Linked DNA regions of Homo sapiens: region 1 is linked to region 2. Evidence: read pairs that join two places in POLR2A ChIA-PET (ENCODE). Cell type or tissue: PC-9. All regions are shown on one strand.

The links. ChIA-PET counts read pairs that join two places held together with the same protein. Peaks named below come from ENCODE experiments on the same cell type or tissue, not always from the same donor. Only the 100,000 strongest peaks of a DNase experiment are listed, where the experiment ranks them.
Region 1: POLR2A ChIA-PET joins it to region 2 with 15 read pairs; 1 of 35 experiments calls an interaction of 5 or more read pairs at or near these places.

Annotation. Positions count from the first base shown.
Region 1 is chr6:148,109,202-148,117,201 of GRCh38, forward strand. No RefSeq gene overlaps it. Among named protein-coding and RNA genes, the nearest start is that of SASH1, 230 kb to the right of the region's middle. In PC-9, no CTCF peak of the experiment used is centred here; no DNase peak of the experiment used is centred here; H3K27ac peaks cover 451 bases.
Region 2 is chr6:148,444,554-148,452,553 of GRCh38, forward strand. All of the region lies in intron 4 of SASH1 (SAM and SH3 domain containing 1), which reads left to right. Among named protein-coding and RNA genes, the nearest start is that of SASH1, 110 kb to the left of the region's middle. RefSeq lists enhancers at 1,145-1,645, 7,983-8,000. In PC-9, no CTCF peak of the experiment used is centred here; DNase peaks (open chromatin) are centred at 718 and 1,248; H3K4me3 peaks cover 599 bases; H3K27ac peaks cover 2,597 bases.

The sequences.
Region 1 (8,000 bases), 340 kb before region 2:
TTTCTGTAGGAAAATTTCCTAGAAGTAGAATTAATATATCAAAAGATATAGACATTTTGAATGTCCTTGATATATATTGATAAGTTGTCAATATTTTCTCTTCTGATAAGTGAAAATGGTACTAATTATTATTTTATCTTTTATTTCTTGATTAACTTGTTAAGTATTTATATGCTTATTAGCTACTCTTATATCTTAGTTTATAAATTAACAGGATATTTTGTTTTAGTTTTCGTCCATTCCTCTTCTGAGGTCTTAGCATTTTTCTTATTTATTTGAAAGAGTTCTGTGTAAGTAAAAGCAATTAACCTTTTATCTCTGGCATTATTCCTTTATTTGTTATCGGACTTTTTTATTAATGTTGTTTTTGACATATGGAAACATACCAGGTTTACAAATTCAGGCAATACGGATCTTTCAACGTGCAGATACATGGTATGTTTATTTTACCTGTAATTATGCTGGTCTTCCTTATAAGCTCACAGTCACTTGGTAGAGAGGCAGAAATGAATGTTAGGCCTTTTTTATTTTTTAATTTAGTCTGAACTTATCCCGTAAATAGCCCTTTGTAGTAATGTTTGGTTTTTTTGAGGTAATTGCTTAGTCTCTCTTGTTCCCAACTCCTTCCTGGCTCTGTTCCAAGGTGGAGTTAAGTGTCTTAAGTGGAAGGGACTCAGGTAACCTCTGAGAGCAGTGAAGAGCAACTTGGATTCACATGATCATTGGGCGTGCTGCCAGCCTTTCCACCTAACATCTCTCCCTCCCTTCCTTCCTCTCTCTCTCCCTACTTTCCTCTCTCTCTCTCTCTCTCCTCATCTCCCTCCATTTCTCTCCCTCCCCCTACTTTCCCAGCTGACTGGATTCTTCTTGAGTGGCTGCTATAGCACCCTCTGCCTCTCTGCCTCATTCTTCCGGGGATGAAGCTGTCCACCCCCATTCCCTGTGGAGAGGTCTCCTCACCTCACCATGGTAAGCCTGTGCCGGGCCGGCGGGCTCTTAACTCAGGTCCAAGACCCTCTAGTGGGCAGGTCCCCAACACATCATATGGGAACCAAAAGGTGCCCAGAAAAGCTACACGTCCAGGCCTCCATGTGCCTAAGCAGCCCTACCACTTAGCATATCATGAGGCCGTACCACGAAGCCGTACCTTGAAGCGGCTGCACCTGAGTAGGTAAAGGAGCAGCCAAGGGGCCATCTCTTTCTGAAGCACTAACTGGAAGTTGAGACAGAGATCTCTCCACCCTCTGAATTCCTCATATCATTGGCCAAAGCAGGACACCCACTTCTAACCATTTCTCTTCTCCTACTCCTTGTTTCCCTTTTCCTCATACAATCCCTCTGGCTGTTTATTTTTAACTTCCCCTATGTTGGATCATCTTTCTAGCATAGAACAATAGGCCTCCTGGCCCCATGGGCAGAAGTACATGTTCTTCACACCCTGGGAGAAGCAAAGGATCTGATGGGCCATGCCCATCCTCTGATAAGTTCAACTGTGACTGAACAGATTTCAGCATTTAGCAATCCTCTTTCTCCTGACTTTCCAGCACTGCTCAAGACAGCAAATGAACATCCCCCCCTGCTCTGGGAAGTCATTCTTGCAGCTTGGGCTCAGAGGGGTGAGGCTAAAAATAGGACACAAATAAGGTGGGGCGGGGCGGGGGGGAGGGTATCAGGATGCACCTATTTAATCTTTACAAAATATTTTCCTGGTTATATAGATTTTTCAACTTTTATGTAGCCATATCTCACATTGTGTGACGATTAATTTCATGTGTCAACTTGACTGAGCTATGGGGTACCCAGATATTTGGTCAGACATTATTCAGGGTGTTTCATTTGAGGATTTTTTTTCCAGATGAGATTAACATTTAAACCAGTAGACTTAGTAAAGCAGATCGCCTACTCTAATGTGGGTGGGCCTCACCCAAACAATTGAAGACCTCAATAGAACGAAAAGACAGACCCTTCCCCAGGTAAAAGAGGATTCTTCCTGCCTGACTGCCTTCTGACTCAGACTGAAACATCAGCTCTTCATGGGTCTTGAGACAGGGACTACATCATCCATTCTAGTTCTCAAGCCTTTGAACTCAGACTGGAACTGCCCCATCAACTCTCCTGGGTCTCCAGCTTGCCAGCTCACCGTACAGATCTTGAGACTTGCATGCCTCCATAATCTCATAAGTCAATTATTTATAATAAACTTCATTATATGTGTGTACATATATAAATATATATGTGTATGTATGTATACATAATGTGTATATATATGTTTATATATGTATCTATATAAATATATATAGATTTATTATAAGAAATTGCTGTGAGATTATGCAGGTATGAAAGTCTCAGGATACATGTATATCTGTGTGCATATGTATCTCTTATTTGCTCTGTTTCTCTGGAGAACCCTGACTAGTACACTTTGCTTTTACTCTTAGAAAGTTTTTTCCCATTCTGACATCAGATAAATATTTATCTGTAGCTTCTTTTAGTTTTTAAAATTTCTGTTTCTCTTTAAAAGTCTTTGGTCCGTATGGGATGTATTTGAGCACATGTTGTAAGTTAAAAGTCAAAGCAGTTTTAATTTTTAAACATAAGTCAGTGTCCTCACAACCTTTAATATGTTCACTTCCTTGGCATGCACATGCTACAATTTTCTAAGATTTTATTTTTTCTCCTTTCTTTCTGCTCCTAAATGTGAACATTCCATATGTCTCTATCATTTTCCCTTTTCTTCTCAGCCCTCTTTCCTTTAAAATTATGCACATTCTATGTCAGCTATCTTCAATATGTAGGGACTGAAAAGGATTCAAAAGGCTGGAGGCTGTGTTTTAATCTACCTGTTGGACTTTTCCACTAGGATCTTGCCCGAGTCCTGTAACTTAGCATGTATACACCAAAATGATCATCTTTAATACAGGCTTTTTGCTGCCAAACTTCAACCTGTCCCTGTCTCCCCTGCCCCATTCTTGTTGATGGCATTTGAACTCTTGAATTCTTTTGTCCATTGAAATCCTGCATGTTCTTTGTGGCCAGTTTAAAAGGTAGCTTCTTTCTAGCACTTTCACTTTTTGCTCCTCCCAAATCAAAGCAATCTCTATTTATCTAAATTCTCATAACACTTCGTACTTTTCTGACAGAACTTATCTCACTTGACCTTGTATGACAGTTATGTATACATGCCAATTCCTCATTCTATATTTATATTCTGTATCTTGTTTGTAAAATTTCTAAAAAGAATGATACTTTCTAAACAAAGCTGGTATTTAGAAGTAGGAAACCTGTAGAATGAGTATGGGATAAACTGATCTTACAGAATTAATAAAACTGTTAATAATGTAGGTGAAGTTCATGATCGGCTTTTGACCGTGGCATGGATTCTCTCCATCGCTCCCTCTCCTCTCTGACTCCACTTTCCATGCTCAAACTGAAGGACAGAATCTACATCATACACTTTTGTCTAATCTGCATTACCAGAATGGTACCTTAGATGCAATAGAACCTGAACACATATTTATGGAAGGAAGGAAAGAAGGGAGGGAGGGAGGGAGGGAAGCAATGGTCATCTACAAATAATATGTGATGTGTTGATACAGGACAATATTAATACACATTTGTAAGTGTTCTCCCACCTCTGAAGATTCCTCCCTACTGACTCAGTGAGTTGGTATGGGCACCTCTGCCCTGCCCCTCAGCAGCCCAGGGTTACAAGCAAGGAGCCTGCCAGCCTAGGGCCATTTTTCCCAGGTCCAACCACACATATGTAACCAAGCTTTATTCATGAGTTTCATACTACTCACCCTAGGCTCCAAAATATTACTTGTAAGAAATGACTAGAGCCATAAATAACAGAGAGTGGAGGAGTTCACTGGAGGTGTGGATAATGAAACATAAAACCAGCTTTCATATTCAATGAATAAAATAATTCCATATAATCAAAATTACACATAAGCCAAAGCCTCCCCCACAGTATGACAGAGTGACAGAGTGACTGGTGAGTCAGCCTGTGCTTCTTTTTTTTTTTTTTTGAGACCGGGTATTTCTCTGTCACCCAAGGCTGGAGTGCAGTGGCGCAATCATGGTTCACTGCAGCCTCAACCTCCTGGGCCCAAGGGATCGTCCTGTGTAGCTAGGACGACAGGCACACACCACCAAGCCCAGCTAAAATTTTTAAAAATGTTCTATAGAGACTGGGTCTCGCTGCATTGCTCAGGCTGGTCTTGAACTACTGGGCTCAAGCAATCTTCCTGCCTCACCCTCCCAAAGTGCTGGGATTACAGGCATGAGCCACAGCGCCTGGCTGTTTTCCTTTGTTATGACCACTATTGGCATTTAAATGTCTAATGAACCTCAATATTAATTATGTGCCACCTAGATAGGCAGAAATGTTAGTAGACATACAAACAGCCCCTCCCTAGTTAAGGGGGCCAGGCTTCCACAAAGTAATCCCTCCCGATTTAGCTGTAAATGGGTTGCTAATCAGAAAGGCCTCAGGACAAAGGTAAGTGGCATAAATTCCTATTTACTGAATTAATATGACTGGTTCCCTGGGTGCCCTTCTTCTACTTGGAAGCACTTCTGGCAGTCTGATTTGGGATTTTCACCTGGCACTGTTCTGAGACTGGGGCTTTGGGGCCTATATTAATTTTAGATCCTAGTCTGTGGAGATTAGTCAATTCTATGAACTCTAATGTAGTGGTTGAAATAGTTTTCAGGAGCAAAAGTGCTTGCTTATCCGATCCATACTCTTCTGTGTGGATTCCACCTTAACATTCTATGTTAAGGATGGGTATGATTAATTCATTACCCAAGATTACAGCAGTATGCTAAAAACTACCTGGAGGCATTTCTTTTGGTGTGAAATATTAAAGATTCAACATTTTTATCAGTGCACCTAATTCATATTCCAGAGCCTGTGGGCTGAGAAATGAACTTGGAAATATTCAGTCATTTTTTACCATCAGCTTGTTAAAATGTTGAAGAAGGTTATTGTTTTAACTACCTGTGGATAAAAAAAAGGAGAATTCGCTTCAGGAAGGCTAAAATACAAAGACTAAAAGCTATAATGTCTTTTATTTCTTAAAACTGATATAGGCCAGGCGCAGTGGCTCACATCTGTAATCCCAGCACTATAGGAGGTGAGGTGGGCGGACTACGAGGTCAAGGGATGGAGACCATCCTAGTCAACATGGTGAAACCCTGTCTCTGCTAAAAATACAAAAATAAGCTGGACGTGATGGCGCATGCCTGTAGTCCCAGCTACTCGGGAGGCTGAGGCAGGAGAATTGCTTGAACCAGGGAGTCAGAGGTTGCAGTGAGCCGAGATGGTGCCACTGCACTCAAGCCTGGCAACAGAGCGATACTCCATTTCAAAAACAAAACAGATATAGATCAGGTTTTGACAACAGTGTACCTTGGAGTACTTGAACAATAATACTAATAAATGCTTTCCTGACAAAGAGAATGGTTAATAACCTTATGATCTCTAATAAATACAAACTGAAATATAGAATCCCATAGGGAGTAAATATGAGAGTACATTGTCAGCCTTTTCCAGAGCAGGGAACAGAGGTCTGGATAATGTAAGTGAATTTCCAAATTCCTGTGAGGTGGCTTTAGAAATTTATTTTATTTTATTTATTTATTTTTGAGACAGAGTCTTGCTCTGTTGCTAAGGCTGTAGTGCAGTGGCACGATCTCAGCTTACTGCAACCACTGCCTCCCAGGTTTAAGCTATTCTCCTGCCCCAGCCTCCAGATTAGCTGGGACTACAGGGATGCACCATCACACCCAGCTAATTTTGGTCTTTATTGTAGAGATGGGGATTTCACCATGTTGGCCAAGCTGGTCTTGAACCCCTGGCCTCAAGTAATCTGCCACCTCGGCCTCCCAGAGTGCTGGGATTGCAGGCGTGAGCCACTGTGCCTGGCCAGAAATATATTTTAATGCTTACATTTGAATCCGAATGTGACAGAAATTCACCATCACTTCAGATATCATATTCTGAAGAATGAATTTAGCAGCTGGAAAAAGGACACAGCTTCCCAATTCTGCCCTTTTGCTCCAGTGTCTGCTAGAGAAGGCCAGGATGGTGGAGCTGACTTCGAGAAGAGCCACGCAGGTGACGGTCTCATTCTCACCTTTTGGTGGGTAAGCAGGGGTATCATTAGGCTTATAGTTAGGTGATATTTTCTTTTCTTTTTAAAAATCAAAAATCAAAAAAGATGCACATAAAAAAGTGTAAAATATATTTGCCAAATTGTAAGAATAATTTTAATGCAAACACTTGTGTGGCTGCCACCTATTCAAGAAACAGAATCATGCCAATCTACATGTGCCTCCTCTGTCCAGTTTAGGTCCCAACGGAGTCTAAACTAGAAATATTTTCTAGAAGCTCAAGTGGAATATTGACTTTCTCTGCTCTTTCAAATCATACTCCCACTAAAAGTTTTTACTGAGCTAGAGATCTTGTATAAAAGGGTCATCATTGACTAAAAATAACAACAATGTATTCTTCCCTGAATGGCAAGAGTTCAAAGACTTATTGAAAATTAATCCCTTTAGAAGTAGTCTTTGGGGGCAAATCATTGAGAGACCATGGAAAAATCTGGGTAAAGTACATGTATAGAAGTATTTTAAAGGAATTCATACAGCCAATGTGTACCAATTCAAATTATTAGGCAACTATTGAGCATAGTATTAGGATTCTCCAGAGAAACAGAACCAATAGGAGGTACATACATTTAAGAGGAGATTTATTATGGGAATTGGCTCACACAGCTATGTGGGCCAAGAAGTGCCACAATCTGCTGTCTGCAAGCTAGAGAACCAGGAAAATCAGTGGTGTGTGATTAAGTCCAAGTCTGAAGGCCTGAGAACCACGAGTGCTGATGCCAGAGGGCAAGAGAAGATGGATGTCCCAGCTCAAACAGAAAGAGCAAATTCATCCTTCTTTCAACATTTTGTTCCACTGGGACCTTAATGGATTAGAGGAGGCCCACCCACACTGATGAGGGCACTATTCTTTACTCAGCCTATCAATTCAAATGCTGATCTTCCAGAACTGCCTTCACAGACACACCCAGAAATAATGCTACTTGGTCATCCGTTGGCCCAGTCAAGCTGGCAGATAAAATTAACCATCACAAGCACCATGGAATGCAAGACAGTATGCTCGGTGTTCTAGAGCATGTGAATAGTTGTTATTAAAACAACTGCCACACACACACAAAGTTTCTGTGGTCAAATGCGTTTTCTAAAACTTTTCTTTCAAGAAAAATTTTTATTTCTGAAACAGGTATAGAGCGTAAAATGATTCCCCAAGTTTTCTGGCTAAACATGGCTAATATGGTTCTTTTTCTTTCTTTTTTTTTTTTAAATAGTCAAAAACGCTGATGTTTTAAAGAAATACAGGAAAAATCAAGGATAGCAATATATATTATCAATCAAGTGCTTACAGATCCCCAAATCCAACTTAAAGTAGACTAAGTGTCTCAGTCTATTTGTGTTGCTATAAAGGAATATCTGAAGATGGGTAATTTATAATTAAAAAAGAGTTGGCTCACAGCTCTGCAGGCTGTACAAGAAGTTTGGTGCCAGCATGTGCATCTGGTGAAGGCCTCAAGCTGCTTCCACTCACTGCAACAGGGGAAAGAGAGCTAGCATGTGCAGAGATTGCATGGTGAGAGAGGAAGCAAGGAGGCAGTGAGGGGCCAGGCTCTTGTTAACAACCAGTTCTCTCTGATAGAGTGAGAACATTTCTCCTGCCACCACCGAGGAAGGAGATTAATCTATTCATTAGGGATCCACCCCCACTGCCCAAATACCTCCCATTAGACCCCACATCCAACACTTTGGATAAAATTTCAACATAAGATTTGGAGACGACAAATAAACCAAACTATAGCACTAGATCTTTAAAAATCATTTTTAAAAAAAGTATAAAGATTTTTTTGAGCCATCAAAAGAAATCTGGAAAATAGTTGGGTCATTGTCCTTCC
Region 2 (8,000 bases):
GGTGGGGTCCCCATTCATCCTTATTTTCTTACACTATCTGGTCTCTCCATATGCTTTCACTGGAAGTTTAATAAAGAAGGCCAAGGGAGATTTCATTTGAGCCTCTTCTCTTTATATCTATCTACATCGCTTATTGATGAGACTATCTGTTACTGGAAGGGGGTCCTGATCTAGACCCCAAGAGAGGGTTCTTGGACCTCATGCAAGAAAGAATTCAGGGCAAGTCCATAGAGTAAACTGAAAGCAAGTTTATCAGAGAAGTAAAGAAACCAAAGAATAGCTACTCCATAGGCAGAGCAGTGGCATGGGCTGCTCGACTGAATAGACTTACAGTTGATTTTTGATTATATGCTAAACAAGGGGTGAATTATTTATGAGTTTTCTGGGGAAAGGGCAGGCAGTTCCCAGAACTGAGCATCCCTCCCTTTTTAGACCACATAGGGTAACTTCCAGATGTTGCCACGGCACCTGTAAACTGTCATGGTGCTGCTAGGAGTGTCTTTTGGTGTGCTATTGCATTATAATTCACATATAATGAGCAGTGAGGATGACCAGAGGTCACTTTCATCGCCATCTTGGATTTGGTGGGTTTTGGCAATCTTCTTTACTGCATCCTGTTTTATCGGCAGGATCTTTGACCTGTATCTTGTGACACCAGTCCTGCCAACCTCCTGTCTCATCCTGTCACTAAGAATGCCTAGCCTTCTGGGAATGCAGCCCAGCAGGTCTCAGCCTTATTTTACCCAGCCCCAGTTCAAGGTGGAGACGCTCTGGTTCAAATGCCTCTGACATACCTGCTTTATTGCTCAATCTCGGATTTGTGTCAACTGGCTGAACAGGTGAAATTAACTAATTTTCTATTACCAGACACTTTTAAGAATATTTAGAGGGTAAGGCTTTTCTTGAGAGGGCTGGGAAATAGCTTTATAACTACAACAAATGAGTTTAGCTACGAGTCGCAGAAAACCTGACAAATAGTGATTCCTTAGACACATCTGAGTTCCATGAATGGGTCCAGGGCTGGCTCCATGACTCAAGTCGGCCTTCAGAAACCCAGATGGCTGGACTGCTTTCTTTTTTCTTCTTTCTTTTTCTTTCCCGTCATAGCCTCAAAGTGGCTGCTGCATCTTCTAGGTGGGAAGAAAAAGCAGGGCGAAGAGAGGGAAGAAGGCAGTAGGTCCCAAGGCTAAACCTTGTGCTTTGCAGAGCTTTCCTAGAAACCCTGTCCACCACATTCCAGTGTGTGCCACTCATTTCCTCGTGCAGCAGCTGTTTGCTGACCAACTACCGGTTGTAGAAGGCTCCCTTCAGGGGGCCCAGGATATAGTGATGGACAGAACTGTCACGAGCTTACGTTTGAAGGCAGGGGCATATACTAGAACAAAAATTACATATTTAAAGTCATGGTATGGAGAAAAATAAAGCAAAGAAAGGGGACCCAGAATTGGGTCACTTGACCACCATAGCTATAAGGGAGTTTAGAGAAGTGAGCATTTTTAACGGAGCACATTGCTATCCTGAACAACATAGGGTTCTTTTTTTTTTTTTTTTTTTTTTTTTTTTTTTTTTTTTTGAGACGGAGCCTCACTCTGTCGCCCAGGCTGGAGTGCAGTGGCGCGATCTTGGCTCACTGCAAGCTCCGCCTCCCAGGTCCACGCCATTCTCCTGCCTCAGCCTCCCCAGTAGCTGGGACTACAGGTGCCCGCCATCATGCCCAGCTAATTTTTTGTATTTTTAGTAGAGACGGGGTTTCACCGTGTTAGCCAGGATGGTCTTGATCTCCTGACCTCATGATCCGCCCGCCTTGGCCTCCTAAAGTGCTGGGATGACAGGCGTGAGCCACCGTGCCTGGCCAGGGTTCTTTTCTTAAGGAAAGAGGGTGAATAGACATTGCGTAGGAGACTAGCAGTATTTTCTATGAAAAGTTTAACTTTTATTTGTATGCATGTAAACAAAGGAATCTGAAAATTACCTAGATGTCTGACAAGCTGTGTGTCAAGATTCTTTAGTGTCATTACATTCAAGGAAGCCAACTGTAGGGAGGGCCACCTGGCTATTTTGTAATATGTTTATGGAGGAAATCTTCATGGGGTGGTTTATATAGACTAAAAATTGAAAAGGCATAGACAGGTAATAATAGGTGATGCTTATTGAGTTCTTATTATGTGCCAGGAACTGAGCTAAGCACTTAACATTGACTCACTTAATACAAAAATCCTACGAGATGACAAATGGTATGATTCCCATCTACAAATGCAAAACTAAAGGACAGAGGTAAGTTGCCCAGGGCCACACACTTACTAAGAAGCAGTACACAGATTTGATCCCAGTTAAGAACCCATAACCCTAACCACAGAGCTGTAATTCCAAAGTCCTTAGAATGCATTGCTTATGCAAATACAGAGGCTAGTGGCAAATCGTGTTCGTTAGCATCAAATAAACAGCAGCAGGTAAAACCTACACTTCAGGGCTCCCTTGAAAATAGGAGCAAATTCTACCCTCATCCAGATATAAGCTAGGTCCCAGTTATTTATCTGTAGAGGCAGGAAGGTCCAAAATAAATCTCAAAACTTCACCTAAGCCAATATTTATAACTTCTTTTCTACTAAGTCTTTCACTGGAGTTGAACATTCACTGATTTAGTTTCACTTTTTTTCATTATCTGTGGCTACACTTGAACTATTTTATGGTGAAAAAGTCCAAAAATATATAGCACGATGGAAAAGGAAGGTAAATAAAAGTAGAGAAGGCCAATAGAGCAGTGTTCTGTGGTGAAATAAAGAGGATCGAATATAGTTTATAAATGTTCTCTGCGGACACTTACTCTCCTTGGACAATGCTTCGCTCTCAGGTATGTTTTATCTGGCAAGCTGATTACTCTTTTGATAATGTCAGCTTTCCTTTTCTCCCTCTCAAAGATCTTTGTCTTCACCCTCTTTCCTCTGACTGCAGGGAAGAAGTCCCAGCACACACATGCCTGTTGCAGTCCCTCCAACTCCCTGCTTTGGATCATCTGCTGCTCTCTTGATTGCTTGCACCACTGATCTGATCTTGTCGTCATCCTCCTCCCCTTCCTTCTCCTCCTCCTCCTCCTTTTCCTCCTCTTCTTCCTCTTGTTCTTCCTCCTCTTCTTCTTCCTCTTCTCCTCTTCCTCCTTCTCCTCCTCCTCATCCTCCTCCTCCTCTTCCTCCTCCTCCTCCTCGTCCTCCTCTTCCTCTGTGGTCTGCCATCCACCTACCTGGCCACCTTAGCCCTTGCTATGTGCTCCCTAGGCAGAGCAAAAGCCGCTGCAGTTTCTCAGACAGGCCCTATTCTCCCAGGGCGTGCTGAGCCTTGGAAATGCTGCTCCTTCAGCGGGATACTCTGTCTCCCACTCTCACCATTACCCCCCGCTGCCCACTCCCCGACCTTTCCCTGGGCAAGCTCCATTCAATCTTAAAACCTCAGCTCTGGGGTTGGCCCCTCCCAGAATTCTCCCGTAATCCACAGACTTGAGGTGAAGTGGCCTGGTACTTGGCCTCTACACCCCCTGGACTCTCCTGCTTCTATTGCAGTGGAGAGAGTGTGTGTGTGTGTGTGTGTGTGTATGTGTGTGTGTGCGTGCGTGCGTGCGTTGTCACCTTCCACCCTGAACTCCTTGAGCCCTAGATCTTTTGCTTCTCTCCTGGCACACAGAAGATATTCCATAATGTTGAATAAATCGATTGAGTGAGTGAGCATGCACAAACATGCTTAGGTCTTCTTTACTCTAGAAAAATCTTCTTGCCGTTCTTCCAGACTATGTTTCTTTTTCTCTCTTTCCCTAGTTGCTAAACTTTTGCCATGAAGCCTGGCTCCTGTCTTCATTCCCTGATGAAATGTTATTTCAGAGGTCAGTGGCTTCATAGGAACCTAACCAGAGGCCTCTCCCCACGTGAGTCCCTGTTGCATTGGGTCCTGCTGACTTTTCCCCGGGTCACACTTCTCTCATCTCCCTTGGTGGCTGCGACTTTGCCACCAAGTTTCGAGTTTCTTCTCCTTTATGTGCACTCTGTGCAGCTCTGCCCACCCCTTCCTGTGAGTGCACCCCAGGCTTTTTACCCAGCCTGTGAGCTCTCCCAAGGCTCTTACCTGCGCCCATGGCTTTGAGCTCTTTAGGTACTCATTGTAGATTTAACTCTCTCGCTCTGACCTTTGCAATCTGGTGGCCTGCCTATTACAGCCTCTTGCTGAAAAATGCCTGCTCACTAATATCTCAGCCACCCAAACTGCCCATTCATATAACATAATTCACCACTTCCTCTTGACCCTTCTCTAACTACCTGCTCTTTGTCCACACTTCCCTCTCTCTATCCTTGAGAAACTTTTCTGCCCTTCACCCAGACTTTTTCATCATGCTGTCCTGCTTTTTTTCCTTGACCCTTGATTGTCAGTTGCCAAATCCTGTTTTTCAACTTCTATAGTCTTTCCTTTGTTTCCCTCTGTTTTAGTCCATTTTGTGTTGCTGTGATAGAATACCCGAGACTGGCTAATTTCATTTCATTTCTTTTTTTTTTTTTTTGGAGACAGAGTCTCACCCAGGCTGGAGTGCAGTGGTGCAAATCTCGGCTCACTGCAACCTCTGCCTTCTGGGTTCAAGTGATTCTCCTGCCTCAGCCTCTCGAGTAGCTGGGACTACAGGCATGTGCCACCACGCCCAACTAATTTTTGTATTTTTAGTAGAGACAGGGTTTCACCATATTGGCCAGGCTTGTTATGAACTCCTGATCTCAAGTGATCCACCTGCCTCAGCCCCCCGAAGTGCTAGGATTACAGGTGTGAGTCACCGTACCTGGCTGAGACTGGCTAATTTCTTTCTTTTTTTTTTTTTCTGAGACGTAGTTTCGCTCTTGTTGCCCAGGCTGGAGTGCAATGGTGCAATCTCGGCTCACTGCAACCTCCACCCATTGGGTTTAAGTGATTCTCCTGCCTCAGCCTCCCGAGTAGCTGGGATTACAGGCATGCACCACCATGCCCGGCTAATTTTGTATTTTTAGCAGAGACAGGGTTTCTCCATGTTGGTCAGCCTGGTCTCGAACTCCCGACCTCAGGTGATCCACCCGCCTTGGCCTCCCAAAGTGCTGGGATTACAGGTGTGAGCCACTGCGCCCAGTCGGAGACTGGCTAATTTCTAAAGAAAAATGTTTATTTAGCTCAGGGTTCTGCAGCCTGGGAAGTTCAAGAGCATGGCCCTGGCTTCCGGGGAGGGCCGTCCTGTGGGGTGATAACATGGTGAAAAAGGCCAAAGAGGAAGTGAATATGTGTGAAGAGCCAGGACCAAACAAGAGAGTAACCTCACTTTATAACAGCCCACTCTCTCAGGAACTGATCCATTTCCATGGAAATTAATCCAGGCCCTCAAGAGGGAGAACTCACTCACTACCACAAGCATGGCAGCAAACCATTCGTGAGGGATCTGCTCCCGTGACCCAACACCTCCTGCTAGGCCCCACCTCCCAACATCACCACACTGGAAATCAAATTTCATCATGAGTTTCAGTGGGGACAGAAAGACCATACCCAAACTATAGCACTCTCTGTTTATTTTTAATCTTTATTGTTCCAAGTGAGACCCTTAATGCTCTTTCCGTGAACTAAAGAGCATTCAAGAAATTGCTTTTGGATTTATCTCCCGAAAATACACTCAGGCCACATCTCATTGAGGGGATGCTCAGCTCTCCCCAGTGACATCTATAAATTAGGACCTGTCTAGGTTTTCACCTTGGTAATCAGTGGCCCCTACATATATCCCTAGCCCTTCTTTATTGCTCAGTCTCCCCAGCAATAACCTCATACCTCCATATAACCCCAATTCCAGCCCAACTGGATATTACGATTACCCAAATGCCCCCTTGGCTGTCTGAATTTCATGCATTGGAAGCATTTCCTTCCTTCAAGTCCTATTTGAAGGACTGCTTCTCACTGAGTACTTTCTCAGTCTCTTAACTGTCTGTATCCTCTCCTCTCCTTGGACTCTAGTAGCATTTTCCATGGATCTGATGTCTCTTAATGTACTTTAACACGTATCATATCATCATTGTTGTTAACATCATCATAACGTGGCTTCTCGGGTGATGTCTATGTACTGGGTACTGTGTGAATCTCTTATTATATGTTATCTTTTTTTTTTTTTTGTATAAACTCATTGAGGTATATATTATATTTGAGACTCATTAGCTTGCCTAAATTTCCAGAGCTAGAGGCAAACATCTCAATCCATTCTGAGTGTCATTATAGCCTTGGAATTAAGATGCCCTACCTGATACCAGACTCTCTGGGTTCAAATCCAGGTTGTCTTCCTTACCAGCTCTGTAACTCTTGGGCAAGCCACTTGACCTTTCTATCTGTAGTTTCCACAATTATCAAATGAAGATGATCATTATAGTGCTTACCTCACTTAGCCATCAAGAGCATAGTAAGTGCTTGATAATCTTGTCTGTTATCTATCTTGTCTGGCCCACATTCATGCCTTTGCCTGTGGCTTGAGCCACTTGTATACTTCCCTAATCCCAGAAGAACCAACATAGTCATGAGCCCTGAGGCTGAGAGCTCACTCTTCTGATTTTCTTCAGTGTCCAGAATAATGGTTTGCACAGAGCAAGTGCTCATTTAGTACTTGCATTGAATTCACTGAATGCCCCTAGTTATTTGAAATAGGGCTACAAATGGATTGTTCCCAGGACTGGAATTTCAGAGAAGCTACCTTGGGCTTACTCGTGACCCAACATGTGTCAGTGTCTCCCCAGACTGACGGTGTGAATAAAAAGTGCTTTCGGCTTGTAAATATCAACATTATAAAGACACCTCTAAATAAACATTTGACATAGTAGCTTCCATAAATTGCCAAATCTTTTTCTAAGGGTTGCCCCCCTTTTCTTACCGGATTCTATTTCATAGTCTGGTTCAAGTCTCCCTAGATTTTCCTCTTCTAAAATAGAAACAACTGCTGAGCACGGTGAGATGCGCCTGTAGTCCTAGCTACTCGGGAGGCTGAGGCAGGAAGATTGCTTGAGCTCAGGAGTTTGGGACTAGCCTGGGCAACACAGCAAGACCCAGTCTCTTAAAAGAAAGAAAGGAAGAAAGAAACAACAGACGACATAATACCTTCAGATGAAGGTACAATACCAAGAAACTCATACGTAATATTGTGATTTAGAAAATCATGCTGTGGAATTATCAGTCCGCCTTTGGAAGTAGACCAGATTCAGTGAAAAGGGCTGATGAGGTCTGTGAGTTTGCTAGGAAATCCAGGTCAAGCCACGTCCCCTGGTGCTGACATGAATGCATCCTGTCTCCACATCCTGTTTGTGGCGGGGCTGTGGTGTAGGGTGGAGACACCCATGTTTTCCCCCAGGGAGCATGTGTGTGTGCCCTGCGCCTGGGGCCTGTGTGTATGGGAGTGAGGATGTCACACAGAGGCATGCCCTTCAGAGTGGGTCACAGGGCGCTTCTGCCCCACGGAGGTGGATGTGTCCTTCTGTGCCCAGCATCTTCTCGGTCCCCATGAGCTGTTAGAGCATCCCTAAGATAACCAAAGGCAACTGGAGCCATCATTATTTGTTTTTTCAGGCACACTAGGGTGGGAAGCATAGGCAAAATGGCAAACTTAATTTTCAGAAAATAAATGGACTGGCCCAAGAGCCAGGTGTTGTTATGATATTAGGTACTCTTCTGCCTTAATCAGTAGAGGCTGAGGGCATGAGGGCCAGGTCACTGGCCAGGAGGCTCGTCCATCTGTGACTTGTCCTCTTTGCCACTTCATCTTCTGGGCTTCAGCTCCCTCGTGGGCATGGTGAGGAGTGTGAGTCAGGTGGTCTCCAGGGTCCTTCTAGCTCAGGCCATCTTTTGTTTTCTGCTCCAGTCTAAAGCATGCCCTGCACCGATCAATTTAGCTTGGACTCTGCATATCCCACTATGTTGTAGCTGGCCTAGGCTCTGGAGCTGGACAGAATCTGAGCGTGAGTTTACGCTCCGCTAGTTGT